Regions from separate parts of the Homo sapiens genome. Here region 2 is linked to region 1. Evidence: chromatin contacts called from ENCODE Hi-C or POLR2A ChIA-PET data. All regions are on one chromosome and are shown on one strand. The core of a region is the stretch at or near the end of the contact, and the rest is flanking DNA. Distances in the headings are between cores, read along the strand shown. Region 1 overlaps CYSTM1 (cysteine rich transmembrane module containing 1). Region 2 overlaps PFDN1 (prefoldin subunit 1).

Region 1 (3,786 bases), core at 602-3,101:
ACCGGTCCTGTGCCAAGGCATTTCAGAAATATACTTTCCTAGGAAGTTACACATATGTAATTCCAATAATTCTAAATGTTGTATAAGAATTGGATGAAACAAAAGCAGATTACAAAAACTGGAAGACATGGGGGATAATACCATGCTTGCACAAAGCTGCCATGAGGGGAAGACAAGTGGCTTCAACAGTCTTAGTCATCAGCAGGCTCATGGTTTCAAGTCCTAAGAGCCAGGTCTGGGGACAAGGCCAAAAGCCCAGCTCAACTAGGGTCAGGAAAGAGAAGGGTCAAAGTCATTAAGAGCCCACGCCACTAGAGCAAGCTGGCGGTAGTAAGGCGCACTGCCTAGTCCAGTGCCCACCAATAAGTGACAAGGGTGCCTCCACAATCATAAGGAAGTGGCCAGCTGAAATGTGGTCAATGAAAGGGGATATATCGGGGATATATCAAACTGGAATTATAAAATGTTGTGAAAGCCTATCAAATATCAAAATGAAGTCTGATATTATGAGTGTCCAGTGATAGTTATGCTGGAGTCTAAAATTAGATGGTGAGTAAAGCTGACTTTTGCTCAGCAGAGAACGGTGATTCATCAGAAACTGATCTTCAAAGACATCCTGCTCCTTGTGCTTTAAACCCTTACCCAAATGAATTGAAAGTAGGGACTTGAACAGATATTTGTACACCCATGTTTGCAGCAGCAGTATTTAGAAACATAGTCAAAAGGTGGAAGCAACCCAAGTGTCAATGGATAAACGAAATGTGGTATAAATATGCAATGAATATTATTCAGTCTAAAAAAGGAAGGAAATCCTGACACACGCTACAGCATGGATGAATCTTGAGGACATTGTGCTAAGTGAAATAAGCCAGTCCAGAAGGACAAATACTATATGATTCCACTTATATGAGGTACTCAGTGTAGTCAAATTCATAGACATGGAAAGTAGAATGGTGGTTGCTAGGGGCTGGAGGTAGGAGAAAATGGTGAGTTGTTGTTCAACAGGGACACAGTTTCAGTTTGGGAAGATGAAAAGAGTTTTGGAGATGAGTGGTGGTGACGGTTTCACAACAATGTGAATGTACTTAATGCCAATGAATTGTACATTAAAAATGGTTAAAATGGCAAATTTTATGAGAATTTTATCACATACATAAAAACCTGCATTATTTTTTTCTTTTCTCAAGAGACAGGGTCTTGCTGTGTCACCCAGTCTGGAGTGCAGTGGTGCAATCATAGCTCACGGTAACCTCGAACTCCTAGACTGAAGTGATCCTTCTGCTTCAGCCTCCTAAATAGCTAAGAAACTTGCATTCTTTAATCCTCTGTTTATACATGAGAATTCCAGGACACTTCAACACTTGGGGAAAAAGACACCAGAGCTGAGCTTCACAGCAGGCAAAACTCTGTACGTTGGTGGCTCAGGATGTTCTGTCCCAGCAGCAGCTTCAGTTCTCTTTGGTTTGGTAGCATGAATCAATCCTGCAGGCCCCTGGAGCCAGCCTGGACTCCAGCCAGCCAGAGACACCTCATGGTCACAAAACAGTAAGTCCACTCTGCCTGCCTGTGTGCCCACCTGCCCTCCTGCTTGAAGACTCTTCTAGACTGCTCCAACTATATCTCACATCCAGCAAATGTGCTGAAGGAGAAAGAAGCTGCTGTTGCTGACACTTAGCTCAGTCTCCTTCCCACCTCACATGCTCACTTTGCATTTTCCTGACACAGCCAACCCTGCAGAGGAGTCCAGAAACAAGAGACATCATCCCTGACTCAGGCAGCTCACAGACCACTTGAAAAGAAGACAAAGACCCATCTCAGGAAGCTCACAGCCACATGCCAAACTGGGCAAGACCAATTATAAACACAATTGGAACAAAATCATGACAGATCCTTTCAATGAGTTAAGGTGAGAGGAATGTTAATCTTATTACCGCCCTCTCCTCATTTCTCTCTTCTTGCACTGCTAGAAGAAAATTCAATAAACGATGGCTAGTGAGTGGCTCACCAAGAAATGGGCATCATCTTAGATGGGCCCTGGCTGCCACAGCCAGCCCTAATAGCCCTGGCTTCTGACTGATAGGGCCACCATGGCCTGACAGTCCCTTGCCCTCAGGATGGAACCGTGGTTAGGGTGATTAATGCATGAACTGTTATTTCATACCCTGCTGAGCAGCAAGAATGATGCTTGAAACCAGGGAAGCATAGAAATAAAGCAAGGAGAGAAAAGGTAAGAGTGAAACAGAGATAGGAAATGACTTAGAAACCAAAAACCCCCAATGTCAGTGGCCCTTGAATATAAGACAACTACTGCCATGATTTTAGAAGGCTAAACAGAAATCAGGGAAATGATTTCCTCCTGGTTTTCAGGCACTGGGTTACAGAAAAAAAAAAGAGAGAAGTTACTTTGAGTGGAGCTGGCTCTTTGGAACTTGCCCAAATGGGCAGAGATCACCAAGGAGGTAGCTGTTGGGTTTTTCCAATTAGTGTCCAGGCACAGGCAGGCACAGACTACTCTGTTATCGTCAATGTTAGCCTGATTCACATTGAGTGCTGGCCCAGGAGTCTCATTCAAATAGTACTTGCTGCATTTTCTAAGAAGGTAAACACTGCCATATCATTTTTAATGAACATAAAACGTGTTTTATCTTAGGTATACAGACCATAACTGGCTTCAAAAGGTACCAGATTCCTGTGTTACTGATTAACAGCTCCAGGAGATATATTTATGCAAAGCACCGCAGGTTGTTTTCTTTTTCTACTGCCAGGCTTAATTTTATGACAGTAAAAACAGTAGTGTTTTCTCCTGAACGCACCTCAGTTTAGAGGCTGGTACACAGTGAGTTCCAAGGTCAGGGATGGGACAGGATGACCATTCTCAATGAATGTGGTGAGAAGGTGATTCGGGGGCAACCCTCACTTGTAAGGACTGTCTCCCACCCCTCCCCTCTACTACCTGCAGCACACTGCCCACGATTTCAGAGAAACAAAGGCCATTCCTTGTAGATTTGCAAAGAACTGTGCAGGGTGCCTGGGCTATGCCAAATTATCCACCGCAATTCCTGCTGTTTCGTAACACTGTTTTGTAACACAAGCTGACATCCACCTAGAATCAAGGGCAAATGGTCCTGAAAATCCCCACTTTACCCACTGAGATGTGATTATTTGGCAAATGTGAGGCTAGAGACTTCACCAGCAGAGAAAAGGAGACAGAAGTGGTGGCCTGGCTTGTACGACTGTAACTAGGACTCTGGCCCTGGAAGACAGGGCCAGAGTTTAGGGAAACAACTCCCTTCCATGGTGAACTCTATCAGGCTTGGCCAGCTTGTCACTGAAGCCAGATTTAAAAAGTCTCCACAATCATGACCAGCCTCTTGCCATGAAAACTGTAAGGTGGAAAACTAAGTAAGGTTGGCCTTGTAGATGGAGCAGGTATGTAGGGACCCTCCAAAAATATGCTGGGAGGGCCAGAGGGCATCTGATTTCACCCCATCCGGTAGAGTTCAGCTGCCAAAGCGGTGATTTTATTTACAGCACTACCAATTTGGAGAACTAAGAGATAGAGCAGAAGGACTCTCAGCAAACTCCAAAAGCCCCGTATATAGCACACTTGACTTAGGGTACCACCCTCCTGGATAGTATGTTTGCAATGCTGCTGTCATCATCTGTCCATATCACAGCACAAGCAGACCAAATCCCTTGGGCCTGGCAGCCCACCAAGGAACATAGGGCAAAAGCAAAGAAAGGCAGTGCTACAGTTGGGACACCCTAGGGTCCAACCTCAGTGCC
Region 2 (3,786 bases), core at 632-3,131, 64 kb before region 1:
CTACTCCAGAGGCTGAGGCACGAGAATTGCTTGAACCCTGGAGGCGTAGTTTGCAGTGAGCTGAGGTGGCATCACTGTACTCCAGCCTGGGCAACAGAGCAAGACTGTCTCCCCCGCCCCCCCCCCCCCCCCCCCCCCCGCAAAAAAAATTGAGGATTCAAGAGGAAACATTTTTCGAGCAATGAATTTTAAAAAGCTCTCTCTTTCTTTTCCAGTCCCATTTCATCTTTGTGTAAATCCTTTTTTATTTTACATATTTTTTCATCTTGAAAATGGAATGACATGCTGATTTTTCTTTTTTCTTTTCTTTTTTTTTTTTTTTTTTGAGACAGAGTCTCACTCTGTCACCCAGGCTGGAGTGCAATGGTACGATCTTGGCTCACTGCAACCTCCGTCTCATGGGTTCAAGTGATTTTCCTGTCTCAGCCTCTCGAGTAGCTGGGATTACAGGCACCCGCCACCACACCGGCTAATTTTTTTGTATTTTTAGTAGAGATGGGGTTTCACCATGTTGGCCAGGCGGGTCTCTAACTCCTGAACTCAAGTGACCCACCCACCTCGGCCTCCTAAAGTGCAGGGATTGCAGGTGTGAACCACCACGCCTGGCTGACGTGCTAATTTTTTAAACTTGAGTTTTTACTTACTTACTAACTTACTATATTGACATCTTTACATGTCAATAAAAAAAATATTTTTTTTTAAATTTCGGTTTGGTTTTTTATTTAATTAGTCATTCTTTTTTAAAAAAATTTATTTATTTTTTAGACATGGGGCATTGCTATGTTGCCTGGGCTGGACTTGAACTCTTGGATTTAAGCAATCCTCACACCTCAGCTTTCTGAGTAGCTAGGACTACAGGTGCATGCCATTATGCCTGGCTGCCCCCTTGGTTTTATCTCCTGTTTTGTATCCTATTTCTGTGCCAGTGTGGATACTTAAGGTCTCCAGGATTCAGCATAAACTCTCAGGATGAAAGCCAATTTACTGCTGTCTTACATTCCTGAATTCCCAGTTTCACTTCACTTTGGACCTTTGTGGAATCCTTCCTTTTGTGTTAGTTCAACAAAATGTTAAAAAAAAATTTTTTTTTCCTTTGTTTCTAATCAGGAGTGTTCAGGGTATCTACTCTTCATTATGCCAATAACAGAAGTCTGTAACTCACTGAGCAGTCCACAATGTGGATGTGCCATAAAGTTTTAATCACTTCCTTACTAAGGAAGTGATTAAAGTAAGAAATAAATTCAATTTAAAAAAATTTTAAAAAAAGAAGTTCAATTTATTTCTACTTGCTTCCACGCTAAAAATTACGACGTAAAAATTCAGTAACTTTCCTCACCAGTGGAGTTAGGCAAAGAAGCAAGATAGGCTCATTCTTTTTTTTTTTTTTTTGAGATGGAGTCTCGCTCTGTTGCCCAGGCTGGAGTGCAGTGGCGCGATCTCGGCTCACTGCAAACTCCACCTCCCGGGTTCACGCCATTCTCCTGAAGATAGGCTCATTCTTATGTCTTTTCTATGCTGCTTAATTTGTGAATACCCTGAAACCTAAATGCTAATAGGATACGTTTTTAGACACCCTCTAAAAATTTCCCACCCAAAGTGAACTCGTCATAAGCATTTTGTTGTTTCTGAATAGCATATGTCTAGGTGACCATACTTTGGAAATTGTGTCCAAAATGCAGCAGTGCAAGTGATCTGGGATTGTGTTTTGGGCAGGTGAACAATGGTTTTGATTCATACTGAGTTATAAGAAAGTGGAAGTTGTACCAAACTGCAGGATGATTTAGAAAACGGAGTCTGATGTTTCTCAAATAATCAAAACCGAAAGTCTCAGAATTATGTTTTCAGATGGCATAATTACAAATAAATGAGGAAGTGAAATAGCAGGTTACAAGTCCTTGAGAGTGGACAGTGCAGAGGCACGTGGCACTGATTTCCAGGTCAAAGAAGAGGCCTTTTGCAAAGCATCAACTCGAATTCAGGTTATATAATCCTGAGTATTTTAAGCATGTTATCTGCATATTATTTGTCATGAGAGAATACTTTCCCTCTTCATGGTTTATTTTTCCTTATTGGTACATTTTGAACTCCAGAATTCTTTATTTACTATTTGGCTTTCCATAAACAATCAGGCAGAATGACTATGAGATTCTCTACATTGAGCAACTGTGTACATAATATTTGCTTATGATAAGACTTATATTATCATGATAAATCCTTTCTCTTCACATAGTATCTGATAATCCAATGCCCTTTTAAACAATAAGAAAGATGTTTTCCAAAGACTTTTTTTCAGAAATCAGATGTTTCTTGGAGCCTTTTCCAGTCTTCATACAATATATCTTTGCCATTTTTTAAATTGAGGACTAAACCAAACTTTCCATAAGTTTTTGTGTTTGAATTTTTACTGTGTAACTACTCTTTGAGGTAGACATTTGCATTTACCCAACATTCATCCTTGTTAAAACTTGCGTGGCTGAGATGTCCTTAGGTTTGTAGTAGTAAGTTGGCCAGCTTCGGTGGAATCTCTCTGGCCTTTGAAGTTGGCACAGTCCAGTATAGCTACCTCAAAGGATATGTGGTCATGGAAAAACGTGTTTTTGTTGTTGAGTGTTCTTGCTTTCTAGTAATTTTATTTTCTGCTCAAGAGATTTAGTATCTGTTCAGATACTTTATTTTTAAAGGCCACATAAGTAATGACTTGACCTCTAATCTTAGCTTTGAAATTTTCCCAGACACTAATAAAGATGATGTCTGATGACCTTTTATTTGAGAATAGTACTCATTGGCCAGCTATCAGTGCTACTTAAAAATGTATATTTTACTCAAAAAATTATTTCCATGGCTAAAAGACTTTCTCAGTAAAATCACACATGTCATGACATAATTTGGTGACTCTTGCACCTTGTTTTAGAATAGTTTTTACATAACATTACTGAGACTTAGTACTGTTCAAAACAACTCTTCTCTTCAAATACAAATATGAGTTAGTTCTGAGAAAAATATTCTGTAAACCATAATCTTATCTGAAATAGCACCCATCTCTTGGATCCAGTAAGAATATTTTAGACATGAAGGGTTCTATAGTAAAAGACCTGGAATTAATCCTTGTTTTGCATGAATGTGGGCTCTCTTTCCTGTAAATATACAGTAAGGTTTTACAAAGAATCAAGTTACTACTGAAGACTAAGATCATCAGTTGGGCTGGGCTGGGCGTGGTGGCTCATGCCTGTAATCCCAGCACTTTGGGAGGCCGAGGCGGGCAGATCACGAGGTCAGGAAATCGAGACCATCCTGGCTAACATGGTGAAACCCTGTCTCTACTAAAAAATAGAAAAAATTAGCCAGGCGTGGTGGTGGGCGCCTGTAGTCCCAGCTACTCGGGAGGCTGAGGCAGGAGAATGGCATGAACCCGGGAGGTGGAGCTTGCAGTGAGCCAAGATCATGCCACTGCACTCCAGCCTGGGCAACAGAGCGAGACTCCGTCTCAAAAAAAAAAATTATCTGGGCTGGCCGCATTAGGATATAAGCTTAATAATTAGTGGAGTAAAAGAAGTTCTTCAGATTTTATTAATATGTGTGGTAAGGCTTAGTTATGAAGAAGAGGGGACAAGGCAGTTTCCTTCCAGGTGTTGGGGCATAGCTAATTGCCCTTTTTGGTCTGTTTTTACTTGTCTTATATCTATAATAACGGACTCTCTTGATAAGAACCCACCTAGGCACAATGATGTTTTTGTGGGGTTGGCAGAGGAAACTGCATGTTGCTACCTTGATGTGTTTTCTCGTTTG

The links. Hi-C counts contacts between places; a loop is a spot of excess contacts on that map. ChIA-PET counts read pairs that join two places held with the same protein, here RNA polymerase II (POLR2A). Pooled maps may share reads with other maps.
Region 2: a map with no recorded cell type shows a loop between it and region 1 (4-fold over the local background). The contact joins two enhancer-like sites. A Hi-C loop is called at or near these places in 2 of 37 single-sample maps with no recorded cell type and 3 of 50 pooled maps. POLR2A ChIA-PET finds 5 or more read pairs at or near these places in 1 of 52 experiments (naive thymus-derived CD4-positive, alpha-beta T cell).

Annotation. Positions count from the first base shown.
Region 1 is chr5:140,218,572-140,222,357 of GRCh38, reverse strand. The region is part of intron 2 of CYSTM1 (cysteine rich transmembrane module containing 1); the gene reads right to left. Among named protein-coding and RNA genes, the nearest start is that of CYSTM1, 45 kb to the right of the region's middle. Within about 2 kb of position 1,851, at least 15 of the 41 ENCODE cell types and tissues checked have a DNase peak (open chromatin) inside an H3K27ac peak, as active enhancers do.
Region 2 is chr5:140,282,951-140,286,736 of GRCh38, reverse strand. The region is part of intron 2 of PFDN1 (prefoldin subunit 1); the gene reads left to right. Among named protein-coding and RNA genes, the nearest start is that of PFDN1, 18 kb to the left of the region's middle. Within about 2 kb of position 1,881, at least 4 of the 41 ENCODE cell types and tissues checked have a DNase peak (open chromatin) inside an H3K27ac peak, as active enhancers do.